4 separate regions of the Homo sapiens genome follow, and regions 1, 2 and 3 are each linked to region 4. Evidence: read pairs that join two places in POLR2A ChIA-PET (ENCODE). Cell type or tissue: OCI-LY7. All regions are shown on one strand. Region 1 holds the start of CCDC74A (coiled-coil domain containing 74A). Region 2 has its middle 9.9 kb from the start of LINC01120. Region 3 has its middle 13 kb from the start of MZT2A. Region 4 has its middle 52 kb from the start of CCDC74A.

Region 1 (8,000 bases), 56 kb after region 4:
TAATTGTTTTGTATTTTTAGTAGAGACGAGATTTCACCGTGTTAGCCAGGATGGTCTCGATCTCCTGACCTCGTGATCCGCCCGTCTCGGCCTCCCAAAGTGCTGGAATTACAGGCGTGAGCCGCCGCGCCCGGGCCCCTCTATAAAGTTTTTAACAGAGGTGTGTCTGACCCTGCTTGGAGAGGAGAGGATTGGCGGAGTCAGCATCTGAAATGCTGCTGCCCTACGAGACAGGCAGACAGGGTCGGCACTGCCCGGGGGCCACGCGGGTCTCCCTCTGGGAGGAGGGGACAGCTCAGCGTGGCAGGGCGGGCTTACCGTCCTGTGTTCCCCCTGAGCCCAGGCGTGTGCTGGAGTTGATGGCTGTGTTTCTGTGCTGCGGGAGCGGCAGTGTTGAGTGTGCCTGGGGAGGCAGGGCCGGCCTAGGGCCCCGCGCCGGCTCACCCTTGTTTTCCCGCTTCAGATGCTCGATCTCCTCATGGAGCTTGGCCAGCATCTCCGAGTGCTGCTGCTGCAGGAACTGCAGGCTTTTCTCCAGGTCCAGGTTCCGTTTCTGCGGGTCGCTCTGCCTGAGCTGCGGGCTCTGCGGCCTCAAGGACTGGACGCCCACAGAGGGGCGCTGGCGCCGGCGCCGAGAGCCCGGGGTCGGCGAGCTGGGGGGCCGCGTCCCAGCCGCCACCCCCGCACCGCTCATATCGCCATCGCCAGGTACTCTCCCGCTGCCACTGCACCCCGGCTCAGTGGCCAGGCCGCCCTAGCCTGGCGCCCCGTCACCATGGAAACCGGGCGACGGAAGGCGCGAGGCGGTTGGCGGGGGCGGGGCCTGTCGCTGGCTCTTCCTGGGTGAGTAGTGATTTACAAGGCATCCAGGGCTGGGCGCCGGGGCTCACGCCTGTAATCCCCGAAGTTTGGGAGGCCGAGGCGGACGGATCATTTGAGGTCAGGAGTTCGTGACCAGCCTGACCAACATGGCGAAACCCCAACTCTACTAAAAATACAAAATGTAGCCGGGTGTAGTGGCGGGAGCCAGTAATCCCAGCTACTCTGGAGGCTGAGGCAGGAGAATAGCTTGAACCGGGAGGCAGAGGTTGCAGTGAGTCGAGATCGCACCGCTGCACTCCAATCTGGACGACAGAGACTCTGTCTAAAAAAATAATAATAAAAGGCATCCAGGCATCCTTTCCAGCCTGAATGGAAAGTGAGACCCCGTCTCTAAAAAATTAAAAGAAAAAAAACCCGGGCATGGTGTCTTGCGCCTGTAGTCCCAACTGCTCGGGAGGCTAAGGCGGGAGGATTGCTGGAACCCCAGAGGTCGAGGCTGCAGTGAGCTATGATGGCACCACTGAACTCCAGCCTAAGTGACAGAGTGAGATGCTGCCTAAAAATAAGAGGCTGGGCGCGGTGGCTCACACCTGTAATCCCAGCTACTCCGGAGGCTGAGGCAGGAGAATCACTTGAACCCAGGAGGTGGAGGTTGCAGTGAGCCAAGATCGCGCCATTGCACTCCAGCCTGGGTGACAGGGTGAGACTGTGTCTCAAAAAATAAATAAATAAATAAATAAATTTAAAAATAATAAAAATAAAAAGAAGTCTTATTTTTTTTACAAGGCCTGCCCTCAAAAAAAAAAAAAAAATCACAGCCAGGCCAATCATAATTTTGCCAGATACCAGCAAACCTGGAGGAAGGGAACATAGCTAACCCCAGCCTGCTCTGGCTCTCCTTTCCCCACATCTTACTGCCACATCAGCGGGGCTCCTGTATAATAACAGGGGATACAAGTGAAAGAACTGCTCATCTCAGAGCTTATTCAAGAAATCTCTAGGAAACCGTAAAGGCAACAGGGAGACAAAAACTAAGACACTAGAGGAGGTTTAAGCCTCTGACACCTCCAGTTAACAAACAGAACACATGGCGCAACCCCTAACCAGACCAACATAAAACTTCACACAGAAAGTCCATTTACTGGTTGAGCACGACCAGCCCTCAACAAAAACTTGCAAGGCATAATAAAAAACAACACAGTTTGAAGACACAGCAAACATCAGAGCCAGACTTAAATATGGCAGAGATGTTGGAATTATCAGACCAAGAAATGGAATACAACTATGATTAATATGCTAAGGGCTCTAATGGAAAAAGTGGACAACATGAGATTACAGACTGATAATGGGAACAGAGAAGTAGACATTCTAAGAAATAATCTAAAGAAAATGTGAAGGCCAGGCAGGGTGGCTCATGTCTGTAATCCCAGCACTTTGGGAGGCCAAGTTGGGCAGATCATTTGAGGTCAGGAGTTCAAGACCAGCCTGGCCAACATGGTGATATCCCATCTCTACTAAAAAATACAAAAATTAGCTAGCGTGGTGGCATGCACCTGTAATTCCAGCTACTTGGGAGGCTAAGGTGGGAGGATTGCTTGAATCCAGGAGGTGGAGGTTGCAGTGAGCTGAGATCATGCCACTGCCTTCAAGCCTGGGCAACAGAGTAAGACTCCATCTCAGAAAAAAAAAAAAAAAAGGAAAAAAAAGAAAAGAAAATGCGAGAAGTTGGCCAAGCACAGTGGCTCACACCTCTAATCCCAACATTTTGGGAGGCTGAGGTGGGTGAATCACTTGAGGTCAGGAGTTCAAGACCAGCCTGGGCAACATGGTGAAAACCCATCTCTACTAAAAATACAAAAATTATTTGGAGGCCGAGGCGGGCGGATCACGAGGTCAGGAGATCGAGACCATCCTGGCTAACACGGTGAAACCCCATCTCTACTAAAAATACAAAAAATTAGCCGGGCATGGTGGTGGGCGCCTGTGGTCCCAGCTACTCGGGAAGCTGAGGTAGGAGAATGGCGTGAACCCGGGAGGCGGAGCTTGCAGTGAGCCAAGATGGTACCACTGCACTCCAGCCTGGGCGACAGAACAAGACTCCATCTCAAAAAAAAAAAAAAAAAAAAAAAAAGGCAGGCATAGTGGTTTATATCTGTAATCCCAACTACTCAGGAGGCCGAGGCCGAAGAATTGCTTGAACTCAGGAGGTGGAGTTTCCAGCAAGCTGGGATCCTGCCACTGCACTCCATCCCGAGCAACAGAGTGAGATTCTGTCTCAAAAAACTAAAAGAAAATGTAAGAAGTCAAAAACACAACAGAAATGAAAAGTCAGGTGCATGGCTGATGCCTGTAATCCCAGCACTTTGAGAGGCCAAAGCAGGAGCATCTCTTGAGCCCAAGAGTTGGAGACCAGCCTGGGCAATATAGCCAGACCCTGTCTCCACAAAGAACTAAAAAATTTGCCTGCATGGTGGTGCACACCTGCAGTCCCAGCTACTGAGAAGGCTGAGATGCAGCGAGCCATGATTGCACCACTGCACTCCAGCTTGGACAACACAGAGAGACCTTGTTTCAAAAAAAGAAGGAAAATGATATAGGAAATTTGGATCTAAAAAAAGGGAAGTGCATTAGAGAAGGAATAAATTAAGATAAAATATAATCTTTATTTTTTTTTAACAGATGACAGTTTGCTCAAAAAAATTATGGCAACATGTATTCAGTAATTATGGTTTATGGACAGCTGGAATGAATGGTAGCAATATTACTGCTGGGAGGGAGGATATCCTGAGTGGAGAGAAATTCATCCAGGCAGGAGTGCAGTGGTGCGATTATAGCTCACTTGCAGCCTGGAACTCCTGGGCTCAAGTCATCCTCCTGCCTCAGCTTCCCTAGTAACTGGGATTACAGGCACACACCACCATGCCTGGCTAATTTTTTTTTTTTTTTTTTTTTTTTTGTCTTACTATGTTGCCCAGACTGGTCTCAAACTCCTGGACTGAGGCTCTCTTCCTCCCTCAGCCTCCAGAAGTGTTGAAATTACAGGTATGAGCCACTGTGCCTGGTATGTGGTTGCTTTTGAATGTCCTAGTCCTAAACATCTGGTTCCCAAGAAGGAGAAAAGAAAAATGAAGGCAGGAGGAGGTGCTGATCCATAAAAACCTCCTGGAAGGTGTGTACCCAGGGAGGCAGTGAGGGTTGAGGAGGGACGTTGCAAACATAGCAGTGGAGATTGCAGCAGTGGCTGCCTGCCTCTTTGTCTGCATTTTCACAATCAACAGCAGCCATCATCAATCAGAGCACAGATCCCCAGTATTTGGAGGATGGGGCTCTTATTGCCCGCTCTGGTTCCTGCAAGCTATAGGGAAGCTACTGCAGAAATGTATGCATGGCTGCTTGCACCACCAATTTAAATGCCACTTTCTTCTGAAAACACCCTTACAGACCTGCCAGGAAATAATGTGTAACCAGATATGAGTGCATCCAGTGGCCCAGACAAGTTGACATATAGAATTAACCATCAAAAGTCCACCCCTTGTCAACCTGGCACCCATACACATCTCCTTAAACCATACTTACTCTCCAAATAAACACAATAACCCAGTGTTATTGTGTTAGCAGTGGAAGGTGTCCGAGTTAATAGTGTTAGCAGTGGAAGGTGTCCAAGTCACTGGCAGTGAATCCGGATGGGTCTTCAGCAACCACAATTCTTGGTTCCTCAGAAGAAGGAATTCGACTGAGGAGCATAAGGCAGAAAAAGAGACCAAAGCAAGTTTCAGAGCAGGAGTGGAAGTGTATTTTAAAAGGCTTTAGAACAGGAAAGAAAGGAAAGTATGCTTGGAAGAGACCTAAGTGGGCACATGAAAGTCAAGTGTGGTGTTTAACCTTGATCCTAGGACTTTCTAGACTAGCCCCTTTCCCATGATCCTTCCCATAGGGTGGGCTGCCCACATGTACAGTACCCTCCTTACCCTTGGGAGTTCCTAAACACATGCAGTGTGTTTAGGAAACTGTATGCATGCCCATCTGAGGTTTTCGGGTGGGGTGCCCCTGGAAGGTCATACTCCACTACTTTGTCTCTTAATGCACATGCCTGGGAAGTTGATTCTCCCTGGAATCTGCATTCAATTAACACTTTAGTGAAATAGGTGTGGCCCATCAAGAAATGGCCTGTCCCTGGCGCCAGCTGCCAATTTATCACTTTTATTTTTTATTTATTTTTTGAGAGGGAGTCTCTGTCACCCAGGCTGGAGTACAGTGGTGCGATCTCGGCTTACTGCAACCTCTACATCCCAGGTTCAAGCGATTTTCCTGCCTCAGCCTCCCAAGTAGCTGAGATTAGAGGCATGCGCCACCACACTAGCTAATTTTTGTATTTTTAGTAGAGATGGGATTTCACCATGTTGGCCAGGCTGGTCTCAAACTCCTGACGTCAGGTGATCTTCCTGCCTCAGCCTCCTAAAGTGCTGGGATTACAGGCGTGAGCCACTGCGCCTGGCCAAAAGTAGGAATTCTTGACTGGGAAATAATTAGATATATTTCGGCACCTTGTGACTTGAGAAAATTATGCTAGGAATTCTGGCTTCGGGAGTCAAGGGAAGCTAGCTTAATTTTTACAGTGAAGGCTACATAAGAGGCCTCTCTCCAGCGTGGTGGCTCACACCTGTAACCCTAGCACTTCAGGATGCGGAGGCGGTCCCATCACTTAAGCCCAGGAGTTCAAGATCAGCCTGGTAACACAGTGAGACCCCGTCTCTACAAAAAAATTTAAAAATTAGCAGGGTGCGGTGGCGCATGCCTGTAGTCCTGGCTACTTGGGATGCTGAGGCGGAAGGATTGCTTAAGCCCAGGAGTTAAGAGGCTGCAGTGAGCTGTCATGGTGCAGTGCACTCCAGCCTGGGCAATATAGCAAGACCTTGTCTCAAAACAGAGAGTTCTCTCTCATTTATATTGGAAATGTCAGGGTTATTGGTGAGAGCTGGCCTTTAGGGGATCTAACTTGCTCTTGGATGTCCAAGGGGAAAGGTATAGATTTCTCCTGACTGCACAGGGCCTCTGCTTGTGAGTTGCTTGCACAAGATGATCAGAATCTGACTTACCTCGGATCACGGGGGCGCTGGTATATCCTAGCGGTAGATCGTGGGAGTGGGCCACGAATGGGATCCAGGGAATGGGATTGCCTCGGGGCAAGGAGGACGATGCGGAGGTGCAAGGGGCAGGGGTGGTGTCAGGACAGCCTGAAGCTGCGCTGCCAGAGGCTCTGGGCCACGTGGTCAGAAAAGCATCTGGAGTTGGCCTGTCAGCAGGGGAGTGTGGCCCAATGGCAAAAAGTCAAGGGCATCCTAGGAGCTGAGGAGGCGGGGGCAGTGGCAGTTAGGCCAAACCACTCTGGAAGCATCCAGGGGTGGAGACGAGAATGTGCAGGAGCTCCTGCCTCCAGCCTGGCCTCCCTCCTCCTTGTGCCCCAGACAGAACTGCTTCCCCTGAGTTGCTCCAACTCCAGTCTTTCCCCAGAAGTCCCTCACAAGTGCCTCCTGGCCGGGCCCCACCAACTGCATTTTGCTCTCATCCCAGCAGTCCCATTTTCTCTACAGTGAAAGTTCTTGGCAAAATTTAAATCCCGTTTTATTGGCGAGGTCCCTACCCTGCTACCTGGAAGTGGCTGGAACCTAGCTGCCCGCTGCTGCCCTTGCTCCCCAGGCAGAAGCCACTGAGCACCAGCTGGCCTTGTGGCCATCGCTGTCCAGGTCCCAGCCCCCAGGACCCTGACCCCTCACTCAGCTTTGCTGTTCTTGGTTCTCAGTGCGTTTTTGCCTGCCCCCCACTCCTGGCCAGACAGTTCAGCCCCCAGCAACTCCCGCAATCCTTGGAGCTTCTGGAAGCCATAGACTTGGCGGCACATGTTCCCGGTGGTCAGCTTTTCTTTGAGAACAGGGTCTCACTCTGTCACCCAGGCTGGAGTATAGTGGCGTGATGAAGGCTCACTACAGCCTTGATCTCCTGGACCCTGACGATCCTCCAAACTCAGCGTCCCAAGTAGCTGGGACCACACATGTGAACCACCATGCCTAACTTTTTGAATCTTTTGTAAAGACAGGGCAAAGTCTACTGTGCCTCTGAGAGAGGAAAGCATAGGAAGCCAGAGGCCCAGGCCTGTGGACACTGGGGGGAGGGGCCGACAGGGTGCCCAACAGTTGTTTCTGCAGCCCCCGTGTGCTCAGGGACTCTGTATAGGTGAACCTCCTAGAGACTGAGCCCAGGTGCCAGAAGACTCAGAAGCAAGGACATGTTTATTCAGATCCATGGTCGTTACAAGCTTCATTTTTGGTCACAGGCCCTAAAATGCCATTATTCTCAGTTTACATCAAAATACAAAGCCCAACATTTACAATTTCAAAAACATTAAAGCAAACCCCCAAAACCCCACACCGAAAACAAAGGCTTGGTTTGGAAATCACCACTGAGATGCTGTTCTCCCTCGCATGTCGCCTGTGGGGTGAATGAAGGTGAAGACCCCGTGCTGGTTTCTGTCAGAGAATCTGTAGTTGTATATTTTGAATACTTAAGTACCACTGAACGGTTGCCATGTCTTTGAGCACTTGATGTTACTGAAGTGACAATGCTTCTGACCATCTTTGGCTGCAGAGCAGAAACTGGCAGAATCCGACCCCATCGACCCAGCAGTGTCCCCAACGCCTGAGGACCAGCACCCATCTGTGACAAGGCACAGGGGTCCGCGATGTTGGCCACTGCTTTGGGTGATGTGCTCAATGGCTTGCGGTCTGCGGTGAAGCACCTGGGCTCTGGGAGGGTCTTAGGCTCCTGAAACATGGAATTCTACGGCCCAGTCTTGGAACAGCTGGGAGAACATGAAGAACGCACCCCAGAGTGAAGAATCAGGAGAGCCACTCTCTGGTTTTCTCACAACTCTAGAAACTTTGATTCTTTCCTGGAGTGGAGACTTAAGCCACCGTCCTGGTCCCACACAGAGAGAGGAGGCGCCACAACCCACTCTGCCTACCTCAAGGCCAGCCAGTGGGGAGGCCAGGCCCAGGCGGCTCTTGGCAGGCTGGCTCCCAAGCTTGGTGCAGCAGAGTAGCCAAATGGGCACTGGAAAAAAGGCCCCGAGAGCTGGCTTGGCCATGAGTCCTTGGCAGAGGGAGGGAAAGGCCGGCGCTGAG
Region 2 (8,000 bases), 170 kb after region 4:
AAACCAAAGTGTACTGATTTTTTGGTAACATAAATCTGGGCTGCTAGGGGGACTACTTATTTAGCATCATAAAAAGAGCAATGGGATAATGAAATTTCTGTTTCTTGTTATAGTCTGATATACGCTAATACTAATGATATTTCCTAATGGAAAATACTTTTGAAAAGCATTTTTCCCTGAAATATGTATTACATCATAATCAAAGACATGTCAACCAACAATATCAGTTAATTGTCAAATTTGTGACTTAACTGATAAGGAAGCATGCCATGTTCTCCAGATGAATGAAGCACCCAAGATAAGAGTATCTACTTTAAACTACCCTAAAGAAGATGCTTAAGCCTAGGATAGCAATGAAATATCCGCCTTTATTATTCAAACAACAGAGATAAGCAAGCAAATAAAACAAAAAGACCGCAAATCCCAAAGTAGCTACTCAAAATGTCAAAGTTAGCATTTTGGTGTGAATCCTCCCAGGCTTTCTTTCTGTTTTAGTGTTTAAACTTAGTAAGGCAGCATGAAAATTTCTCCATATAAAGAAACGTAACAGTATGTTTATATTGCACAGTTGCATAGTGTAGATGTATGAGTTTATTTTACCAATAATTTATGAAAACCGACTTTTAAATGTGGTTCCCAAGACATGCCAGGGTAAGACAGGTTTCTGTGACACAAATAAATTTCCGCCATTATTGAATACTCAAGATCATAAAAAACATTGGCATAAAAAAGTGCAAGGCTTACATGTTTTCTGTATTTTGTCTAATGAACATGTGTTGCTTTTATAATTATCAGATACTACAAAAATATTATCAGAGATACATATAGAATGTAGTTTGGTTTAAAGTCATTTAGACATGCTAACTTGAAAACTATACCCTTGATCATATGTGTTTTCACCTGGGTCCTCGGAGAAGCAAATGCCAAAACAGAATTAAATGTGCAAAATGCCCATGAGAGAGAATGGGGGGCGGATCTGGGTAGGGCTGGGAGAGCTATCAGAGCACAATGGATGTCCACCATGAGTGAAGGAGACAGGGAAGAGAGAAGGAATGCTGGGTGGAAGCATTCCGGATTGCCGCAATGTCAAAGAAGGTTTGGCAAGGCTGTTTGGGAGTCTTGAGCCAGTCATCTGTCAAAGGAATCCCTCATCTACCAGGGGCAGCTCTAAGTATCTTGGTGTGCTCAGTCACTGACTGGGAGCAACCCATAGGTAGAGTGGTCTTGCTGCAAAGGTGGCAATGAATTTCAGAGTGCAGGGATATAACAGAACCCTTGTCAATTATGGCTCCTGTCCTGTAGTTGGAGGTTGTGATTCTCATTCTCACAGTCATCACAGTATGACAATCATAAAAACATTAAAATTTGACCACTACGTTTTCTAGCACAATCTATAAAGTAGTGTCAAGCAACAAAATGTCTCCGTTAATTTCTGTAATTGGCAGCCACACACAATTTAATCCCTAAACCTTGGACTTTTGTCTTCATGCCTTTTCATGTCTTTTTTATTTCAAATTTATTGAAGACAGAATACGTTGATCACACTATAGATCTTACAGTATTTATTTGCTCTGCTACCTGAGAGAAATCTTTTTCCACTAGAATGTAATAAAATATTTTCAAAAAGGTAATTAATGGCAAGAACAAAGCCATAGTGTATAATTTTGCCTTTACAGCATAGGTCTAATATATTAGTTGTGATATTTATATGAGAACAATTTTATAACCAAAACATGCACCTGCAGTATCTCAATGAGAACTACTTTATAGTGGCCAGTATGGCTCACTTTAATGATGTAGTATGAAAAGGGAAAAGAAGCCAGGCACAATGGCTCACTCTTGTAATCTCAGCACTTTGGGAGGCCGAGGAAGGTGGATCACCTGAGGTGAGGAGTTCAAGACCAGCCTGGCCAACATGGAGAAACCCTGTCTTTATTAAAAATACAAAAAATTAGCCAGGCGTTGTGGCACACACCTGTAATCCCAGCTACTCAGGAGGCTGAAGCAGGAGAATCACTCAGACCTGGGAGGCGGAAGTTGCAGTGAGCCGAGATCGCGCCATTGCACTCCAGCCTGGGCAACAAGAGCAAAACTCCATCTCAAAAAAAAAAAAAAAAAAAAAGAAAGAAAAGAAAGAAAGAAAAGAAAAGGGAAAAGAATATACTATACTAACAATTAAATTTAGCTAACAGAGAGGATTCATAATCGGAGAACTATTTCTAAATTTCATAAAATTATGAGAACTTGAATAATATAACAAGATGTAAAGACCTTAAGCCAAAAAAATGGTATTATAAATAAAATTTCATCATGGTGCCAAAAGAAATCTAAAATAACATTGTTAATTCAAACTGATGGATTTTTAAAGTTCATTAACATTTTCATAATAACTCTAATCATTTAAAATATTTATTATGTCATTGAATTATTTCAGGAGCTGAAAATCATGTGGACAATTCCTGAGTCAATTTTCTCCCTTTTTGGAAAGCATAAAATGTCCCACTTTGGCGGTCATCCAAAGTAGCTTCCAATGGGTCAGCAGGTTGAGACATAGTACCGACAGGTGTCAGTGTCAGAGATCCCCTTCAGTGTGCAGAAAGGGGGCCACGACAGTCCAGCTAGAGGGCTGCAAATAGAGGACAGCATATTTTATAAAATCTGTCCATTTTCCACAGGGCATGCCAGGAAGGTGCTGGAGAGCATTAGGCTTGAATCAAGAATGCTTTGTGTGTCCTGTCATGGAACAGGGCTGGAGGGACTGAGTGGGGCCATCAGACTCTGGCTTTAGGGTCAAGGTGCATGACTGAGCCAGTACTAGAGACTGTTCTGTCTGGGGGAATTCATGCAGACATTGACCTCATCCCAGCAAAATCCTCCTAATCTGTTTGGCTGTTGGGATAGAGGCGCTTCCTGCACAGGGGTCCCATTGCCTACTTATTGAGCCTGTCCCTGAATTCAGACCCACATCCCACCAAATGGGTATCTCATCTCTTGACAGTTCTCAGCCCCAAGCTCCAAGTTTTTCCACTGATTTTTCAGTCTTTACTTGCCTCAGCCACAATGGTCCAGGACATGATTTTACTGCCTAAAGTCCAGCTAAATTTCAAGACCAGCCCACTAAGCTGAGGCCCAGGTGACTTTCCAGCCTTTTAAAATCTTTCTTCCCCAGGGGGAAGAAGATATTTCCAGGTACTGCCAACCCCAGTCCTTGCATGTCTGCCTCTTTGTTGCTGTGTTCCACCCACTAAATTCAATCCCCTTGAGACCAAGATGAACTCAAATTAAAGCTTAATCGGATCGATCTCTTTAGATATTATTAGATTTCTGGCTACTTACTTCAATTAGAAAGAAATGGCCTTTATGGCTTGTGTACGAAATCTTTGTACAGAATTCGTCACATATAGGCACAACTGAGTGTAGCTTGCCCTCTGCTGGTGAAATACAGTATCACGTTCAAGAGAGTTTTTGTTTGTTTTTTCCAACGCATTCAAAGAGCCGGACCACTCTTGAGGCAATAGCAGTGCACAATCATATTGTTAATACCCAAATACTATCAGGCCATGTAAAGCAGCAGATAATAATATTCAGCCTGCAGGAGCAGGGAAGGTTAAGGAAGTGTGGGAAGTGAGATATTTACTGTACTTATTTCTCTACACAATCTAAAGGAAGCCAATAATTGATTTACTTTTTTTTTAATGCATTCTGGAAAAAAACTGAGAAATATCCTTACTGATAACTCCCATGTACATAACTAGATTTTGTATAATTTAACGCTGTTCACAAACATTATGTTTCTCAAACATTATGTTGGAATATGAAAATATTAGAGTAATCTGTTACTAATGCTGAAGGATCAAAGTTTGTGGGTCTTTTTTTTTTTTTTGAGATGGAGTTTGGCTCTTGTTGCCCAGGCTAGAGTGCAATGGTGCGATCTTGGCTCACTGCAACCTCCGCCTCCTGGGTTCAAGTGATTCTCCTGCCTCAGCCTCCACCATGCCCGGCTAATTTTGTTTTTTTTTTTAGTAGAGACAAGGTTTCTCCATGTTGGTCAGGCTGGTCTCGAACTCCCGATCTCCGGTGATCTGCCTGCCTTGGCCTTTCAAAGTGCTGGGATTATAGGAGTGAGCCACTGCACCCGGCTGTAAGTCTTAATTTTATTAATGTTAGAGTTAAGAAATTACTTAAGAAAGTTAATCATTCAACATTATTCTCACTCGTCTGTAATCCAGTACGTTCTCCTGAGTGGAATGGAAAGGAGGGTGTCACAGCTAACATGCTGGGAAGTGCATATTACTCTAGCTATGGGCTTAAGAGCATGCCACTGCAGAAAACGTCATTCAGAATACATCGTTAGAGAGAAAACAAAAACAAAATTGGCTTACTACCTCCTATCACTGGGGACATCTGCATTATCTTACCATCAGGGAGTTAGGCACACAGCCTGCATTGTCCTGCAGCTTGCAAATTATATAAATGTATATGCCAGCTTTTCAGAGTTTTCTGCAAGAAAGTTTAGAGTCAAAATTTCGACCCATTTTAAATAGGCAGTATATGCATTTGTATTTAACTCTACTCCTGGCTTTATTTGATCTCTCCTATTGTCTTCTTCTCCACATTCCATGCTCCTCCCCGAATTATCTTGTTGCATGTTGTGTGCATTTATATACATTAAGTCTTTTGATTATATGTTAATATGAACTTATGTGTTATCTTCTCAAAGTTCTAGAAAAATAAAGATTGCATAATAAAATAAATGACAGTGCTGTATATTAATCTCTAAGTAAGCAGTTACCAGTTTCCATATTGGGAGTTTTGCACACAAATCAGAACAGGGAGATGGGCCTTTTTCTTTATCTATAGACAGCCTGATTGAGCAAGTAAGCAGTCACAGAACATTTACATAATGAACAAACATTTGTGACAGGGTCAAAAACAGTAACTTGTGAGCAAGCACAGCTTTCTACCCAACTCATTCCAGGATTCAGAACTGCTGGTTAGGCCAAAGGTGAGAAAGAGAATTGGAAGGGGCTGAGAAAGACACCAGGACTGATTGAGCAGCTCCTTCTGAACATGACGGACAGGCTGGAGTGTTAAGGGGGCTGTGGGGTGGCCTGGGGGAGCAGCTGGGGGTTCAGCAGGACTCTCAGGTCAGAGATGCCCAGGAAAGAGATTAGGGAGCTTGCTGTTATTGTTATATTTTGTTTAAAAAAATTCCTTTATTTTAAAATATCTCTTTAAGAGCTTTATTAGAGGCTTACTTTTTTCTTCAAAAAAAATTTTTTTTTCAGACGGAGTCTCGCTCTGTCGCCCAGGCTGGAGTGTAGTGGTGCCATCTCGGCTCACTGCAAGCTCCGCCTCCCGGGTTCACACCATTCTCCTGCCTCAGCCTCCTGAGTAGCTGGAACTACAGGCACCCGACACCACCACGCCTGGCTAATTTTTTGTATTTTTCTTTTTAGTAGAGACGGGGTTTCACCGTGTTAGCCAGGATGGTCTCGATCTCTGGACCTCGTGATCCACCTGCTTCGGGCTCCCAAAGTGCTGGGATTACAGGCGTGAGCCACCGCGCCCGGCCTGTTTTCTTCAACTTTTAAGTTTAGGGGTACAAATGTGCAGGATGTGCAGGGTACACAGGTCAATGTGTGTCGGGTTGGTTTGCTGCACAGATCATCCCATCACCTAGGTATTGAGCCCAGCATCCATTAGCTATTCTTCCTGATGCTCTCCTTTGCCCAATCTCCTGACAGGCCCCAGTGTGTGTTGTTCCCCTCGCATATGTCCATGTGTTCTCATCGTTCAGTTCCCACTTATAAGTGAGAACATGCGGTGTTTGGTTTTCTGTTACTGCATTAGTTGCTAAGGGTAACGGCTTCCAATGCCATCCATGTCCCTGCAAATGGCTGCATAGTAGTCCATGGTGTATAGGTACCACATTTTCTTTATCTCATCTGTCACTGATGGGCATTTGGGTTGATTCCACGTCTTGCTATTGTGAATAGTTCTGCCATGAACATACACCTGCATGTATCTTTATAATAGAAGGATTTATATTCCTTTGGGTATCTACCCAGTAATGGGATTGCTGGGTCAAATGATATTTCTGGTTCTAGGTCTCTGAGGAATTGCCACACTGTCTTCCACAATGGTTGAACTAATTTACACTCCGATCAGAAATGCTTACTTTAGTTAAGGGTTTTGATGTTAAGATTACATGCATTTTCTTTTAAAAATGTAAAAGTAGCTTAATTTTGCATCATTTTGGAGAGGGCTTTGTAGACTTAGCTTACAAGGGATTTTCGTGCTTGTCTAGGAAATCATTCTTCCTTATTTCACTATTTTTGTTACTATTTTTTTAATCCTGGCAATATGTCAGGGTTGTGTGTATAAAATTTGCAATTTCAGCAATTTAAGTGTACAAATCAATGGTATTAATGACATTTACGTGGTTTGCAACCATCACCACAAACTATCTCCAAAATATTTCATCAACTTAAAACTCTATACTCATTAAGCAATAACTTATAATTTCACCCTTCCTTCAGCCCCAAGCTGTTTATTTACTTTTTATCTCTATAATTGCCTGTTCTATGTACCTAATATAAGTGAAAGCATCAATATGTGTTCTGTGTCTGACGTTTCATTTAGCAAAATGTTTTCAAGACTCATCCATGTTGCAGTATGTATCAATACTTAATTCCTTTTCATGGCTAGATATTCCATTTATGTTTATATCACACTGTTTATTCATTCTTCTGTTATTGGACACTTGGGTTGTTTCTGCCTTTTGATTATTGTGAATATTTTTTCTATAAACATTAGTGTACACGCATATGTTTGCATCCTTGTTTTCAATTCTTTTGGGGATATACCTAGGAGTAGAATTGTTGGATCAAATAGTGATTCTACGTTTGACCTTTTGAGAAACTGCCAAACGATGATCCAGAAGAGGCGCCATTTTACATTCCCACCAGCCCAAGGTGACTGTGGGTTTTTCAACCACAGAACACTGTTTTCAAGCAATGCCCACTGTTTTTCCTAGCAGAATGGTTTCTGGGTCAGGTAAAACAGAGATGATGAATACCTTCTTCAGACAGCCTCTGGAAAGATTAAAACAGACAAGCATAATCATTTGTGAATCAGATCTGCTCTCCTCTCTGGAACCAGGGATAAGGGTCCCAGCCTGGGGAATCCAGCCTGCCGTCTTCAAGACTATCACCAAGCTGGACTTGTGGGACAAGCAAAAATGCCACACAGCTTTCATATCATTTTTAAGTTTCCTTTGTGTTGATCCAGCATTCTTTTAGTTGCCGTACACCTTTGATTATTTTCCCGGTTCTCACAAAGTTGGTTCTGACAGTGTCTGGTTGTTTATTCAACATTCCTATGGAAGGATGGGAGCTTAGAGCTGCCTTCCCTGCCATTTTGCTGACACCACTGCAATGGAGCATTCTTGACTCCCCTGCCCTAAGAGTTTGACTTACTCTGCATTCAAATGTCCTCTACCTAACATGACCAAAACACAACTCGTGGTATTTCCTTCTAACCTGCTTCTCTCTTGTGGGCCGCCTGTCTGGGAATGGTTAGATCCTTTACTCAGGTACTCAAGCCAAGAAGAGTTCTCATTTCCCTCTTCTTCTGATTGGTAGCCAGTCAGAACTGTGGCTGCAATACAGCCTTCTAAGACTTGTCTGATCATTCCACTTATGACAAAGTTTCTTTCTTTTTACAACACCCCAGGCTTCTCTCATAGTTCACTTTGATTACTGCAATGCCTCCTGCCTGGATAGTTTGTATCTCATTCTCCCTCTCCCCACTTCCTGTATGCATCTGCCCACAGAACTCATTCTTACCCCTAGAAGTAACCCAAAGACACATGTTCATATTCTATCCCTTGCTCTTGGAGTCATAAGCTGCTTTGGGACAAGGACTGCATATATCCATCCCTGCAACAGTTTCCAGCATATAGAACAAGCTGAACAAATGATTCCTGAGTGTCTGGA
Region 3 (8,000 bases), 75 kb after region 4:
GGAGGAGGTGGGGGAGTAGGGGGAGCAGGCAAAGAAGGCTCCAGGCCACCCCTTCGTGGGAAAGCACAAAGACTGCTGATGGTCAAGGAGACAGACGAGAAAGTGGCTCCCAGAGGCATTGCAGCTCCCCCCACCCCCAGAGCAAGAGCACCACAACCTCATCTGTTCCCGCTGCCAGGGAGGGGGCTCAGGAAGCTGCACAGGGAGGGCCCCGGAAAGGCCAGACTTCCAGGCCTCAAGTGTCTACACGTCAGTGTGCAATGCCCCCTGCCCGCCACCGGAAACTAGAGAATGATGCCCACTTCTTACTCGGCTTCTGAGTGACAGGTGGGTGGTGGGTTTCTGCTTCCCACCATCCAGCCTGTGAAAACTCACTCCGAGGCAGGATAAGAAGCAGCAGGCTGAGCAGGGTCAGAAGCAGGAGGTGGGAAGAAAAACTGTGGAAACATACCTTGGCATGAGGGGACTGCATTTTTTGATACATCTCCAACGAATAGTGATGAAGCCACATTTCAACAAAAACCTGCAAAAAAGCATTAGCTAGTCAAACCATTCTTGACAATGGTGCCAGACCATCCAGTGGGGAAAGGACAGTGTCTCCAACAAGCAGAGCTGGGAACTCATTCCATGTGCAGAACAGCGAAGCTGGGCCCTTCCTTCACACCATCGCCAAAAAATAACTCAAAATGGGTAAGCAACCTGAGGATAAGCACTAAAACCATACACTCTCAGAAGAAAACATGGGAGAAAACTTCATAACACTAGATTTGACAATGATTAATTAGATATGACGCCCAAAGCACAGGCAACAAAAAGGAAAAAAAATAGACAACTAGACTTCATTAAAATCAACACTCTTGAGCATGAAAAAATACTATTGATAGAGTAAAAAGGCAACCAACAGGCATGGTGGCTCAACCCTGTCATCCCAGCACTTTGGGAGGCCAAGGTGGGTGGATTACCTGAGGCTGGGAGTTCAAGACCAGCCTGGCCAACATAGTGAAAATCTGTCTCTACAAAAAATACAAAAATTAGCTGGGTGTGGTGAGGCATCACACCTATAATCCCAGCTACTTGGGAGTCTGAGGTGGAAGGATTGCTTGTGCCCAGGAGTTTGAGGCTGCAGTGAGCCAAGACTGTACCACTGCACTCTAGCCTGGCAACAAAGTTAGACTCTGATTTAAAAAAAAAAAAAAAAAAAGGGCTGGGCACAGTGGCTCACGCCTGTAATCCCAACACTTTGGGAGGCCAAGGCAGGTGGATCACCTGAGGTCAGGAGTTGGAGACATGGTGAAACCCCATCTCTACTAAAAATGCAAAAATTAGCTGAGCATGGCAGTGGGCACCTGTAATCCTAGCTACTTGGGAGGCTGAGGCGGGAGAATCACTTGAACCTGAGAGGTGAAGGTTGCACGGAGCCAAGATTAAGCCACTGCACTCCAGCCTGGACAACAGAGGGAGACTCCATCTCAAAAAAAAAAAAAAATGCTTTGGTCCAGGGAACAGCAGAACCTTCCAGTTCTGCCCTATAAGCCCTGTGTCACGATCTTCTGCCCTCTTCATGGCCAGCACAGCCCACGGTCTACACAGCCAAGAGCCATCTGGGCATCATGGTCCCCTCTGTGAACAGGGGCAACGGTTCTTACCATTCCACCCTGCGAGGATGCTGTGAAACGGTATGGAGGCTTCAAAAAGTGTAGCACCCCAAATACTAGGAGTTATATACAAGATGGGAGATAGAATCCTATCTTATCTACATGTCAGGCTGTCAAAAGCAAGGCTGTGGCTACCAAGTCAGCCCCAGGATCCAGCGTCAGAAGCGGCACCTGCTGAATCTCTCTGATGTGTGCCTAGAAGACACAGCCAGGACCTGGGAGCTGACCAGCACTCAGGAAGTGAGCCAGCCCATACCATCCTGACAGGCTGGAGCCCCTCTGGGCAGACAAGGAAATCTGTCACCTACTACTTGGATCCCCTGAATCAATGGAAGGCCTGTGGAGGCTGCACAGACCCCTCACCATTCAGTGTCATGGAAACCAAAAGCCTCTGCAACAATTTTGCCTCACCACAGGCAAAACGAAACAACTTCCATGGACAGGGGATCCTGGGATGAAAAACGCCATCAATGACATACAAGTTAGAAGGGTGGGCAGATTTACTTTCATGTTTTCTAAATGTCACAGCAGGAAAATACCAACAATTTAGAATCAGCCCCGGGCTGAGGGGCCGCCTCTGGGACTCTGCCCCACATAGTGGAAGGTGGCTAAACAGTTTCTTTTTTCTTTTCTTTTCTTTTTTGAGATGGAGTCCAGTTCTGTCACCCACGCTGGAGTGCAATGGCACTATCTCAGCTTACTGCTGTCTCCACCTCCTGTGTTCAAGTGATTCTCCTGCCTCAGCCTCCTGAGTAGCTGAAATTACAGGCGCCTGCCACCGTGCCCGGCTCATTTTTGTATTTTTAGTAGACACATGGTTTCACCATGTTGGCCAGGTTGGTCCCAAACTCCTGACCTCAGATGATCTGCCCACCTCGGCCTCACAAAGTGCTGGGGATTATAGGCATGAGCCACCATGCCCAGCTGGCTGAACAGTTTCTTTTGACCAGCTCAACTCTCACCTGGAGCAGTGTCTGACCTCCAGATCTCGTGGGAGGCGGGGTCTGCATTCACAGACGTCTGATGAGAGATGTGTCGCTTCAGGAGGCTAGTGTGGTGGAGGCCATAGGAAGCAAAGGGCATGGTTGGTGTCCTGAGGGAGACACAGAAACAGGCCCGAGTTTACAGGCTCCCGCTGGCCTAGCCAGGGGCAATCTGGATATCAAAATCAACGAGAGCAGGGAGAGATTACAACTTGTTCAATAGCACAATGCATACCTCCCCCCCAGCCCCCTGATCCACACTGATATACCTGAATAAATAAATAGCAAAGAGAGAAGTCTTCCTTACCGCAGAGTGACCACTGACCCACTAATCAATGAAGGAGGGATAAGTTAGAGAACCACCACTTGGTAACCGCCCTATTAATAGCTGATTTGGTCAAGAATCAATAGTGAGGTTGGGCATGGGGGCTCACACCTGTAATCCCAGCACCTTGGGAGACCAAGGCAGGAGGATTACTTGAGGCCAGGCATTTGAGATCAGCCTGGGCAACAAAGTGAGAACCCATCTCCACAAAAACATTGAAACATAAAACAGCTGGGCCTGGTGGCATGTGCCTGTAGTACTAGCTACTTAGAAGGCTGAGGAGGGAGAATGGCCTGGGCCCACGAGTTGAGGCTATAGTGACAAATGATCGTACCAACTTCACTCCATCCTGGGGTGACAGAGCAAGACCCTGTTTCTAAATAATTAAGAAATTTCCAGCCTGGGCAATAGGGCAAAACCCTGTCTCCACAAAAAAAAAATATAAAAATTAGCCAGGTGTGGTGATGCCTGCCTGTAGTCCCAGATACTTGGGGGGTTGAGACGGGAAGATCTCTTGGGCCCAGGAGGTTGAGGTTGCTGTGAGCAGAGATCGTACCACTGCACTCCAGTCTGGGGTAAGAGAACAAGACCCTGTCTGCAAATAAAATTAATTTGAATAAAGGGGAGAATCAAAAGTGGATGTTAATACTACTGATAATTACATGGTCTCCATACATCTTCCTGGTAAATTCTCATTATCAATTTTTTTTTTTTGAGACAGGATCGTATCCTGTTGCCTAGGCTGGAGTGCAATGATGCAATCACAGCTCACTGCAACCTCAACCTCCTAGACTTAGGCCTCCCAAGTAGCTGGGACCAACACCACCATGCCTGGCTGATGTTTTTCTTTTTAGTAGAAACAAGGTCATGCTATGTTGCCCAGGCACTCACTATTAATTTTTTTTTTTTTTTTTGGTTGAGATACGGTCTCTCTCTGTAGCCTAGGCTGGAGTACAGGGGCATGATCTCGGCTCACTGCCACCTCCGCCTCCTGGGTGCAAGCAATCCTCCCACCTCAGCCTCTCAAGTAGCTGGGATTACAGGCACACACCACCACACCTGGTTATTTTTAAATTTTTGGTAGAGATGGGATTTTGCTATGTTGCCTGAGCTGGTCTCACACTCCTGAGCTCCAGTGATCCGCCCACCTCAGCCTCTCAAAGTCCTGGGATTACAGGCATGAACCACCACGCCCAGCCTCATTACTATTTAATCTGGGCACAAAGTAATTATTTTACAATGGAAAAACCTGACCGGCACCTTTTTAACCCGGTGATAAAAGGGCACCTGGCAAGGACCAGGTGTCCCACTACGGTGCTCCTCCCAACAAAGCCCATGCTGGGCCTAGTCACCAGCAAATACCAGACAGCCTAAGGGGCGGCCACATGCTCTGGAGGGGTCAAGGTCAGGAAAGACAGAAAGGCAAGGGACCGTTCCTGACTGAAGGGGACTAGAAATATCACTATATACAGTGGGTGAGCCTGTGAAACATCACTGCACACAGTGTGAGGCCTGGTGGCAATACTAACTTCCTGGTGTGGTTACAGGCACTGTGACTATATAGGATAATGCATTCGCTTCTAGGAAATACACTGAAATATTAAGAGGTCAAGGGGTGTCATATCCTGTAGCTTACTCCTATTGGCTTAGAGAAAAAAAACACATACAATAGAGGTGGAAAACAACAGATGCAGCAAAGTGTTAACAATTTGGAAATCTGGGTGAAGGGTCTATGAAAGTTTCTTTTTTTTTTTTTTCCCTGAGACAGGATCTTGTTCTGTTACCCCAGGCTAGAGTGCAGTGGCACACTCACAGCTCACAGCTCATTGCTCCTGGGCACAAGTGATCCTCCCACCTCAGTCTCCTGAGTAGCTGGGACCATAGTTGCACATCATCACACCTGGCTTTTTTTTTTTTTTTTTTTTTTTTTGTAGAAATGAGGTCTCCCAACGTTGCCCACGCTGGTCTCGAATTCCTGGCCCCAAGCAATCCTCCCGCCTTGGCCTCCCAAAGTGCTGGGATTACAGGCGTGAGCCACCGTGTTCGGCCTACAAGTTATTTTTATTATGTGTGGAAACTTATCTGTAAGTCTGAAGTTATTTCAAAATAAAAAGTTAGGTGTGGTGGCTTGCACCTGTAATTCCAGCTACTTGGGAAGCTGAGGCAGGAAGATTGCTGAGGCCAGGAGTTCAAGACCAGCCTGGGCAACACAGCGAGGCATCCCCATATCTCTGCAAAAAAAAAAAAAAAAAAAAAAGTTAAATTAGCTGGCTGTGGTGATGCACTGAGGTGACAGGCTGGCTTGAGTGATGATTGTGCCACCAAGTGATGATTATGACACTGCACTCCAGCCTGTGTGACAGAGTAAGACTGTCTTTAAAAATACATAATGGCTAGGCCAGGAGCGGTGGCTCACACCTGTAATCCCAGCACTTTAGGGGGTCGAGGCGGGCAGATCACTTGTGGTCAGGAGTTCAAGACCAGCCTGCCCAACATGGTGAAACCCTGTCTCTATTAAAGATACAAAAATTAGCTGGGTGTGGTGACAGGCACCTGTAGTCCCAGCTACTTGGGAGGCTGAGCCAGGAGAATCACTTGAAGCAGAGACAGCGCCACTGCACTCCAGCCTGGGCAACAGAGTAAGACCCTGTCAAAAAAAAAAACAAAAGCCCACAATGGACCAGTACGGTGGTTCATGCCTGTAATCTCTGAACTTTGGGAGGCTAAGGCAGGAGGATTGCTGGAGCCCAGGAGTTCCAGAGCAGCCTGGGCAACACAGCAAGACCCATCTTACAAAAAAATAAAATAAAAGCTAGGTGTAGGGGTGCATGCTTATAGTACTAGCTACTTGGCAGGTTGAAGTGGGAGGATCACTTGAGCTCAGGAGGTTAACGTTGCTGTGAGTTGTGATCACAACACTGCACTCCAGGCTGAGCAACCCAGCCAGGCCCTGTCTCAAAAAAAAAAAAAAAAAAAAAAAAAATGCTGGGCGCAGTAGCTCACACCTGTAATCCCAACACTTTCGCTGAGGCCGAGGTGGATGGATTGCCTGAGGTCAGGAGTTTGAGGCCAGCCTGGCCAACATGGTGAAACCCCGTTTCTACTAAAAATACAAAAATTAGCCGGGCACACTGACCTGTGCCTCTAATCCCAGCTACTTGCGAGGCTGAGGTGGGAGAATCGCTTGAACCCAGGAGGCGGAGGTTGTGGTGAGCCAAGATCGTGCCACTGCACCACTCCAGCATGGGCGAAAGAGCGAGACTCCATCTCCAAAAAATAAATAAATAAAATAAAATAAAATAAATAAATAAACCCAAACCATACGTATGTGATCTCTTCTGTGTGCGTGTGTGTTGTGTGTGTGTGTGTGCGCGTGCGCGTGCAATGGTGTGATCTCAGCTCACCATGACCTCTGCCTCCTGGGTTCAAGCGATTCTCCCGCCTCAGCCTCCCGAGTAGCTGGGATTACAGGTGTGCACCACCATGCCCAGCTAACTTTTGTATTTTTAGTAGAGATGAGGTTTCACCATGTTGGCCAGGCTGGTCTCGAATTCCTGACCTCAGGCGATCCCTCCACCTCGGCCTCCCAAAGTGCTGGAATTACAGGCGTCAGCCACCACTCCCAGCCCACATATACGATTTCTAAAAGAAAAAATTAAAATAAAAAACGCAAAAAGTTAAAACAAACAAAAAAAACCAGGCATCAAAAACTGCTTGGCGGCTGAATTCTGCATCTAAGAGGGTGTGAATCTGCCTCACCTCCAAGTCCTCCACAGGATCAGCAACATTTCAGGGTCACTGATCACTGCCGCCACCTGGGCAGCATCTCCTCCCTGCCTCTCCCTTTCTCCCCTCCACCCTCTGGGGAATCTGTCCACACGTGAATTGTACGTAAAGGCCTGGCCTGCCTTACACATGACAGCAGATCTGGGGTGGGCCAGCACTTGCAGGAAGGGGCCTGCATGCAGCTTCCTGGGGAAGGCAATAGGCCAGTGAGATTAAGGAGGGTCAGAGGTGCACAGGCAGCTGATGCTGGGGCAAGAGGGTCTCCTGGGAAGTCGGCCAAGAGGCCCTGCGTTAGTGCCCACTGAGGACCCAGGACAGCCAGGCATGAGAGCCCCTGGTTCACACTCCCGACCTGTGCAGGCACGCATCAGGCTCAGCCTGTTTGGACTGGCAAAACAGGCTCTTTGGCCCAGGGCCTCCCCTTCAAGACCTGCTCCAGGGGCCCATAGAGATTTCCATTTTTTTTGCTCATAGGACAACCTTTCCACCCTGCTCACTGCCTCAGACACTGCCTGTGGGGAGGGCTGCTCCATGCACAACACAGCCCATTCCCATGCAGGCCGTGGAGGCCTCCAGGGACCTGATAGCTTCAGTGATGGCCAAAGACACTGAACACTAAGGACAGATTGCCCGCCACACCCCACCCTCCAGTCTGTGCTAAGACAGCTGGGGGTGGGGAATGAGGCATAAGAAAAATTGGGGAACCGTGGACAAAGGGTGGCAACATTGTCCCCGTGGGCGATGCAAGTGACCAGGCCACTCCCTTATGGAAGGGCCAGGTCTTAACAAAGGGCAGCCTTACCTGGGAGGCGGTGAGGGGCTGGTCCCCCCTGGGCTGGAGGAGAGTGGCAGGGCACACTGCCTTCGGTGGGCAGGAACCATGACAGGTACCTGTCCACCAGGATGAAATAGGCACAGTCTGAAGTACGGACGTGGAGGGACACAGGGAGTGGCTGGAAAACCAAGCTAGTTGTTAGCGTGGGCTCTGGACACTGCCAGGCCACCAAGCACCAACAAGTGCAGGGAAGCCCTGGGCCGTGGCCCCACCTCTCCCAGCAAAAGGCATCCCTTCCTTACCTTCTGAGTGATGAGGCTCAAGGCAAAGAAGAATATGTAATACTCGAATGGATCTGAGAGCAGCGTCAGGGGCAAACACGCAGGGTTGATGAGCCACACCCCCCGCAAGTGTCAAGTGCTGGGCCACCCACAGCCTCCCTACCTCAGGGCCACCAAAGGATACTCAGGGCCAGG
Region 4 (8,000 bases):
AGGACCTTACCTAAATCAAGAAGCAGAAAAATAACACAAGTAAAAAATGGGCAAATGACACAAACACACTAGTCAAAACAAGACTTAAAAAAGACCAACAGACAGGAGAAAATGCTCAACATCCCTAATCATCAGAGATGAGGTACCAGTGCCATCACACACCAGTCAGAATGGCCATTTGTCCAAACACAAAACATATTTGTGTAGCAGTAGATAAAAGCAAACACAGCTACACTCTTGGGGTAATGCAAACTAGGTCTCAAACTGTGGAGAGCAGTTTCAAGATTTCTCAACAACAACAACAAAGAGGGAAAGGAAGCAGAGATACCCTTCGACCCAGCAATCCAACCCTGTGTATCCACCCAAGGGAAAAATACATGTGTCTATCAAAAAGACACAGACATTTGCATGTTCACGGGAGTGCTACTCACAGGAATAAAGACGTGGACCTGACCTAGATGCCCAACAACAGAAAATGAGATGTTTTTAAATGTGATACCTATACACCACAGAATACTAAGAAGCCACCAAGGAAAATCAAACACAGAAACAAAATCATGCCCACAGCATCAACACAGACAGAACTGCAGGCCACTCTGCTAAGCGAACTCAGGCAAGAGCAGAAGACCAAACACCGCAGGTTTTCACTTACAGGCAGAAACTCAACACCGAATACACACGAACGTAAAGATGAAATCAACAGATGCTGGGTACTACCAGACAGAAAAAGGAGGGAGACAGGAAGCCTTGGAGGAAGAATGATCCAACTGGTGCTGTGTTCACCGCCTGGGTGATGGGTACGCTAGGACCTCAAGCATACAAAGTCTGCTATATAGCCATGTAGTGAAATGAACCTGCAGGCGTCCACCCCTCGATCACAATAAAAGTAGCTATCATTTTAGAAAACCCAGTTTTGGAAATAGAAATAGAAAAAAAGGAAGAAAATACAAAAAAACACACAAAACGAAAGAAAAAGCCTACAGTGGCCCAATCCATCCATTAGTGGCATGAACACAGAAAGATAACCAAATGGACACAACGAAGGAGCCAAATAATCAGCCCACAATTATAAACACTGAATCCATAGGATTCTTGCTTTTCCCCCAAAAGCACACCAAAAGCACAATGGTTGAAGAAACTGGGGGGTCACATGCAAAGGACTGAAATAAACCCTTCCCTTACACAAGACACAAAAAGCGACACAAAATCCACTGAACACTAAAGGGCAATTGTGAAACCAAAACCTCCAAGGAAAACACATAGGGTGCATGTCTAGTGTGGGAAAACTTGAACCTGTGCACCTAAGCCACAAACAGAAAACACATAGGAATCAAATACCCATAGACCATACAATGGCTTCGCCATCTTGCTTTTCTTCTCAAAGGGACACAGAAATCACCGCTAACAAAAGCTAATGTGACCATGTGAGACTAAGGACAACTTCAGAGCTTCACATAGCTTCAACACTGGAGAGAAAACAGTGAACCCAACAGAAGACATCCCACAGACTGGGAGAAAATTATGGAAAACTGTGGATCTGGAAGGGCTTCTTATCTGATATATTCAAGAAACTAATGGTCCCAAGTGGACAAAAACACAAAAACCAATACACATGCTAAAATTGCCCAAAAGACTGGCATAGGCATTTCTGAAAAAACCTGCAACAGACTCGCGGGTAATAGAAGTTCCTCCACATCAGTAATCATCCCCTAAATGCAAATCCCAACCACACTCAGATACTGCCAAACTCCCCAGAGAACGAGTATGACCAGGAACAGCAATAAAACCTTTTGAAGATAAGGGCAGTGTAGATTTGCAGACAGAGAAACTCTCACACACTATTGGTAGGAATGCAAATTTGTATACCCACTGGGAGAGACAGCAGGAGGTTTCTGAAACAACAATACAACTACCAGTTCCCGTAGCCATCCCAACATTGGGTATACCAGCAAAGCCAAGGAACCTTGTAACTTAAGGAGATATTTGCCTTCCCGTGTTTGATGAAGTACTCCGGACAATAACCAGGGTATGGAAGTAACCTACCTGTCCATCCAGGGAGGAAGAAATGCAGGAAATGAAAGATGCATGCACGATGGTATACTCCTCAGCCATCAAACTTCTGGACAGCAGGTCACTTCCAGCAAGGTGGAGAAAGCTGAAGGACATTAAGTCAAAGGAAATGAGCCAGGCAGAGGAAGACAAACACAAACACAGCACGATCTCACGCGCATGGAATCTAATGAAATGCATCTCACAAAGGAGCAACGTCAATAGTGGGTACCAGAGGCTGAGGGGAGGCTTGGAAACAGCTACAAAGTGACGCTCAGATGAATGGCAAGAATTCTGGTGTTCTACAGCTTAGCAGGGTGACTAGGCTTAACAGTCTCCTAGCATGATATTCAATATAGCGGGAAGGGGTGATCGGGATACTCTCTCCACCAAGAAATCCTCACTATAGCCTGAAACAGAGACACGAGGTCCTGTAATTTGATCACAACAGCACTGATCCATATGTCAAATGGTCCCTTGCGCCCTTAAAGTAAAAGCATAGACCATGTGAAATTTTTGTTTTCAAATAGGATCACAACATATTTCTGAAAGTCCTGTGGGACAATGAAGTGCCGCGCACTCCCAAAGCAGTTCCTACACACACAGTCGGTGGAGCCATCACACTCTTCCACTTTAACCTACTTCCCAAAGCTTTAGTTACCCAGATTCCTACACACACAAACTCGGTGGAGCCATCACATGCTTCCACTTTAAATTACTTCCCAAAGCTTTAGTTACCCAGATGATTTGTGATAGGCCTTAGCAGAGAAACACAGACCAGGGGACACAATGAAGGTGCCTAGGAGTAAGTTCAAATTGGTATAGCCTAAGCACATGTTTAGAAAGAACCACAAACGTCACCACAAGAAGGGAGAGTCTGTCCAATACAGCGTTCTGAGAACTGGATATCCCTAGGCAAAATAACAACATAGGGTCCTTATTGTGTGAAATTCACAATCATCTATTCAACATGAATGAAAGACCTATACCCAAAACTTGAAACTATCACTCTCTGAGAAGAAAGTATATGGTGTGTGGATACCTGGGCCAACCTGGATCTATGCTTACAATTTGCAAAAAGGAAAATGAAAACAATATGGGGGAAAGAAAATACAAACAACAAACAAGCAAAACTCACAATAGATTGGTATGCTAGTGAATGTCCTTTATTTCATCAGTAACCAATGTAGTGGAAAACCACAACACTGCACACCCCTGAATCTGCATCAGACTCATCAGACTATATGGCTTGGGGGAAAGAAAGAATGAAAACAATGAATGAAAAGAAACAAACATCCAACGGATGATAAGAAAGGTATAGGGGAAAACACAGCTAAGGAGATTTTTTTTAGAAAAGGTGTAAGTAACTAACACTACTAACTAGCAGAAAAGAGAAGGTAATTAGCAAACCAAAATTGGGCAAAGAAACCAAAGAGTCTTTTCTGCAAAGAACACCTAAAACTGAAAACAAATGTACTTAACACCTAGTAGTTAATATCACTAATCATAAGAAAAATGAAAATCAGAACAAGACTCAGATATCGTGTCCCTCTCAAAGGAAAGAGTATTACAAAGAACTTCATATATCTTAAAAGAAGGGAAACCACAAATGTTGCTGTGAATTTCCAGAGAGGAGAGCTCTCTTGTCCACAACTGTTGACAAGGTAAATTAGTGCGCACACTACAGAGGCCACCTGGAGGTTCCTCTAAAAACTAAAAATACAACGACCATTTCACTGAGCCGCGCTACCACTGGGTGTGCACTGGTAGCATACGTCATCAGTACACAGAAGACACATCTGCCTTCCCATGCTGCCTGTGGAACCAGTCGCAATAGCCAGGATAAGGAATCAACCTACCTGTCCACCCACAGAGGATGAGATCCAGAAACCACAATATCCATTCACAAACAAACACTTTTCAGCCAGACACAGGTACTGAAATCATGTCATCTGCGGCAACATGGTGGAACCTGGTAAATGAAACACACTAGGTAATGAAACACACATTATGGTAAATGAAATACTAAGCAGAGAAAGACAAACCTCACATTACCTCACTCATGGGGAATCTAAGACCCTTTAATCTCACATAGACCTACAAAGCACCACAGTGCTTGCCAGGGTTGGAACAGAAGGCTGGGCACGGGTGGGGATAGGAAACAGGTACAAAGTGACATGCTGCGTAAGAGGAATGAAACCTGCTGTTCTATTCCTCAGCAGGGTGACTAGAGAAAACTTTACCAGAGGATAGTTTTCAAGGCAGCCAGAAAGAAGAGTTCTGGCTCTCCTCAACTCAAAGACAGGAACACTCTACAAGGCAAAAAATGACACTATATACCCTGATTTCATCACTATCTGATGCATGCATGGATCCAAATATTCCACTCTACCCTCTACTTGTACACCTTTAGGATGGGTCGATTTTGTTTTTTGAAAGCAATGTGAAGAAACAATGAATGCTAAAATTCCCATGGGACCACGAAATGCTCTGAAACTCCAAAGCCATGCTGGGAGATCCAGACGATGTCAGATGGACCACGATCTCCAATTTCAAATTTCACAGAAAAGCTACAGACCCACCTCCACCTAGACAGAATAGGAAACCCAGAAGCAACCCACATACCTGCAACCATCTGACCTTTGAAACACCAAAATTCAGACGTGGAAAGGGCTCACTGTGCGATGAAAGGCACTGGGATAGTGTCTAGCCACTTGCAGATGAACAACACTGGAGCCTCACCTCTCACAAGATGCAAAAACTAACTCAAGGTGAATGAAAGATTTCAGCAGAAGACCGCAAACTATACAAGTCCTACAAGAAAAACTAGGAAATACCTTTCTCAACACAGGCTTTGGTAAAGAATTTAGATGACTTGGTCCCTAAAAACAACAGCAAGAAAAACCAAAATGGACAAGTTGGGCCTAAGAAACTAAAACACTGCCAGATAGCAAAATAAATCACCAGCACAGTAAAAACATAGCCTACAGGATGGGAGAAAATGTTCCCAAACTACGCTTCTGACCAAGGTCTAATAGCCAGACTCTAACATGACCTTAAAAAAATCAAGAGGCAGAAAAACAAATAATCAAACAATGGGCAAAAAGACATGGAGACATACTTGTAAAAAAAAAAAGACGTACAAGTGACCAATAGACAAGAAAAAAACATCAACATCACTCATCATCAGAGAAATGCAACTCACACGCACACTGAGATACCATCTCAAGTCGGTCAGAATGGCCATTTGTCCTAAGTCCAAGCATTTACATGGTGGCAAGGCAGCAGAGGAAAGCAAACACTGCTACACTCTTGGTAGGAATAAAAACTAGTCTCCCACTATAAGAAGTAGCTTGGAAGTTCCTCAAAGAACTTAGAAATACCATCCAAATGAGCAATCGCATAACTGGGTATCTACACAAAGGAAAATAAATCATAAATCCTTCTTTCAAAATGACACAGGCATGGATGTGTTCTTGGAAGTGCTATTCACATGAAAAAATAAAATAAAATCGACCTATGTCCCCCCTTAACAGTTGATTAGATGTTTTAAAGTGTTGTACATAGATACCGCAAAATCCTACACAGCTTAAAAAAAAATTCGTGCTCTCAGCAGCAAGAAGGATGAAACTGCAGGCCACTATGCTAAGCAAACTAAGGAAAGAACAGAAAACCAAATACCACATGTTCTCGCTTAGGGTGAAAATACCCATAGAAAATACAATGACTTTGCCATCTCTTTTTTTCTCTCTCTCTGTCTCTCTCATGAGACACAGAAATCCATGCTGACAAAAGCAAATATAAACCTGTGAGACCAACGCTTTAGAGCTTCTGCATGGGGGAGAAAACATGATCCCAAAGAGAAAGTATTCTACCTTGGCGGACAGGATGACTGGGGGAAAACTGTGGAAAATCGTAATTTTGGAAGGGGTTGCTATCTAACATACTCAAACACTAAAGCTACTAAGTGGGGAAAAGATTTTTAAAAAATACACAAGCTAAAAATATGCAACGGACCTGCGCAACCACTTCTGCAAAGGACATGAAACTGATTCACAGGTGAAACTAAAGATTCTCCACATCACTAATCACTCCAAACATGTAAGTCAGAATCACACTCTGATATCAGATGCCATCAAACTACACTGAGAATGAGTATTACCAAAACAGCAATAAAAATTTTGGATGGCAGCAACCTGTGTAGACTTACAGAAAGGGAAACTCGTATATGCTACTGATGTTGATGTAAGTTGGTGTATATACTGTGAAAAAAACTTGGGAGTTTCTCACACTGGGTATGCATTTAAAGCAAAGGCAGCTGGTTCCGTAAAAAAACTATCTGCCTTCCCATGCTTTAAGAAGCGCACGGAGCTTGCAGTGAGCCGAGATTGCGCCACTGCAGTCCGCAGTCCGACCTGGGCGACAGAGCGAGACTCCGTCTCAAAAAAAAAAAAAAAAAAAAAAGAAGCGCTATTCACAATATAGGAGATATGGAATCAACCTACCTACCCAATCACACATCAAGAGATGAAGACACTGCAGTATATCTGCACAACGTAATACTCTTCATCCATAACAAAATAATATAATTTTCCTCTGGAGCCATATGGATGAACCTGAAAAATATATTGTTAAATAAAATAAGCCTGGCATAGAAAAACAAGCAAATTCATCTCACTTATATGGAATCCAAAAACTTTGCCTTCATTAAGTAAAAGGTACAGTAGTGGTTTTCTGAGGAGAGGGGAAGGAGGAGATGGAAGGATTGGTTATGGAAACAAAGTTGCAGTTAGTTGGGACAAATACATTCTTGTGTTCTATACCACAGCTGGGTGACTCTGGTTAACAAAATAGGACATTTTTCAAAAAAGCTGGAAGGGAGCAATTTGAATGTTATCACAACAGAGAAATAATACCTGTATGAGAGAACAGATAGAGCAAGTACCCTGATTTGATCATTACTAAAAATATACATTTACCAAAATGTCCCAGAGGAAAAACAGTCCCAGCAGACTCTCTAATTATATACTTTATTATGCACAGAAATTTAAGAAATGTGAATACACAATGCTAATGATCACATGGAAATGGCCCTGAATGTCTAAGGAACCCTGAGAAATAGAAACTAAGTTGGAGGACTCACAATCCCTGATATGCCGCTGTGCTCCAGCCTGGGTAAGAGAATGAGACTCTGTCTCAAAAAAAATTGTTAGGAAATTTGAGGGAATCGTAGAAGTGACAAATTGTTGTTACCAAACATGTACACAGAAAAAAGCAATACTAAATAGCATAAAATACATATCCAAACTCATATTGAGCACAGAACTTGAATAGAGATATCTACAAAGATGACATAAAACTAACAGGTCAGAGAAAAGGTCCTCAACATCACTATTCATCAAAAAAAAGTACTTCAAAACCAAACTCAGATGTCATTTCACTCTTATTGAAATGAATGTTACTAAAGAGATTAAAAAAATTTTTTTGAGACAGGGACTCTGTCACTCAGGCTGGAGTGCAGTGGCATGATCATGGCTCACTGCAGCCTTGACCTCTCCAGCACAAGTGATCCTCCCACCTCTGCCTCCTGAATAGCTGGAACTACAGGCACACACCACCACGCCTGGCTAATTTTTCATATTTTTTTGTAGAGAAGAAGTTTTGCCATGTTGCCTAGGCTGGTCTCAAATTCTTTGGCTCAAGTGATCTGCCCACCTTGGCCTCCCAAAGTGCTTGGATTACAGGCATGAACCATAATGCTTGGCCATAAAAAAACACGCATGGCTACCTCAAAGTGAAGTTTTTGCAAGGAAAAGGAAACAATGAGCCCAAAGAGAAAGGCTGGGAGAACGTTTTGAGGAATCACCTATCAGCTAAGGGGTTGTTACAGAAAATATGCCACACACTAACAGTACTAAAATGATCCATCCAAAACCGAGCAGGGAACCTGA

Evidence for each region. ChIA-PET counts read pairs that join two places held together with the same protein. Peaks named below come from ENCODE experiments on the same cell type or tissue, not always from the same donor. Only the 100,000 strongest peaks of a DNase experiment are listed, where the experiment ranks them.
Region 1: POLR2A ChIA-PET joins it to region 4 with 5 read pairs; 3 of 35 experiments call an interaction of 5 or more read pairs at or near these places.
Region 2: POLR2A ChIA-PET joins it to region 4 with 7 read pairs; 1 of 35 experiments calls an interaction of 5 or more read pairs at or near these places.
Region 3: POLR2A ChIA-PET joins it to region 4 with 8 read pairs; 2 of 35 experiments call an interaction of 5 or more read pairs at or near these places.

Annotation. Positions count from the first base shown.
Region 1 is chr2:131,520,665-131,528,664 of GRCh38, reverse strand. CCDC74A (coiled-coil domain containing 74A) reads right to left here and starts at 777. Exons shown (of 8, transcript NM_001258306.3): 1 at 445-777. The coding sequence starts at 694. It also overlaps the pseudogene SMPD4BP. RefSeq lists enhancers at 589-638, 6,357-7,081 and silencers at 689-768, 839-918. In OCI-LY7, a CTCF peak has its summit at 592; DNase peaks (open chromatin) are centred at 217 and 835; H3K4me3 peaks cover 1,426 bases; H3K27ac peaks cover 1,048 bases.
Region 2 is chr2:131,408,770-131,416,769 of GRCh38, reverse strand. No RefSeq gene overlaps it. Among named protein-coding and RNA genes, the nearest start is that of LINC01120, 9.9 kb to the right of the region's middle. RefSeq lists a silencer at 2,643-2,889. In OCI-LY7, CTCF peaks have their summits at 3,228 and 3,427 (motif pointing left); a DNase peak (open chromatin) is centred at 3,429.
Region 3 is chr2:131,501,060-131,509,059 of GRCh38, reverse strand. It overlaps the pseudogene SMPD4BP. Among named protein-coding and RNA genes, the nearest start is that of MZT2A, 13 kb to the right of the region's middle. In OCI-LY7, no CTCF peak of the experiment used is centred here; no DNase peak of the experiment used is centred here.
Region 4 is chr2:131,576,173-131,584,172 of GRCh38, reverse strand. No RefSeq gene overlaps it. Among named protein-coding and RNA genes, the nearest start is that of CCDC74A, 52 kb to the right of the region's middle. In OCI-LY7, CTCF peaks have their summits at 3,579 and 3,778; DNase peaks (open chromatin) are centred at 3,762 and 6,122; H3K4me3 peaks cover 4,277 bases; H3K27ac peaks cover 4,541 bases.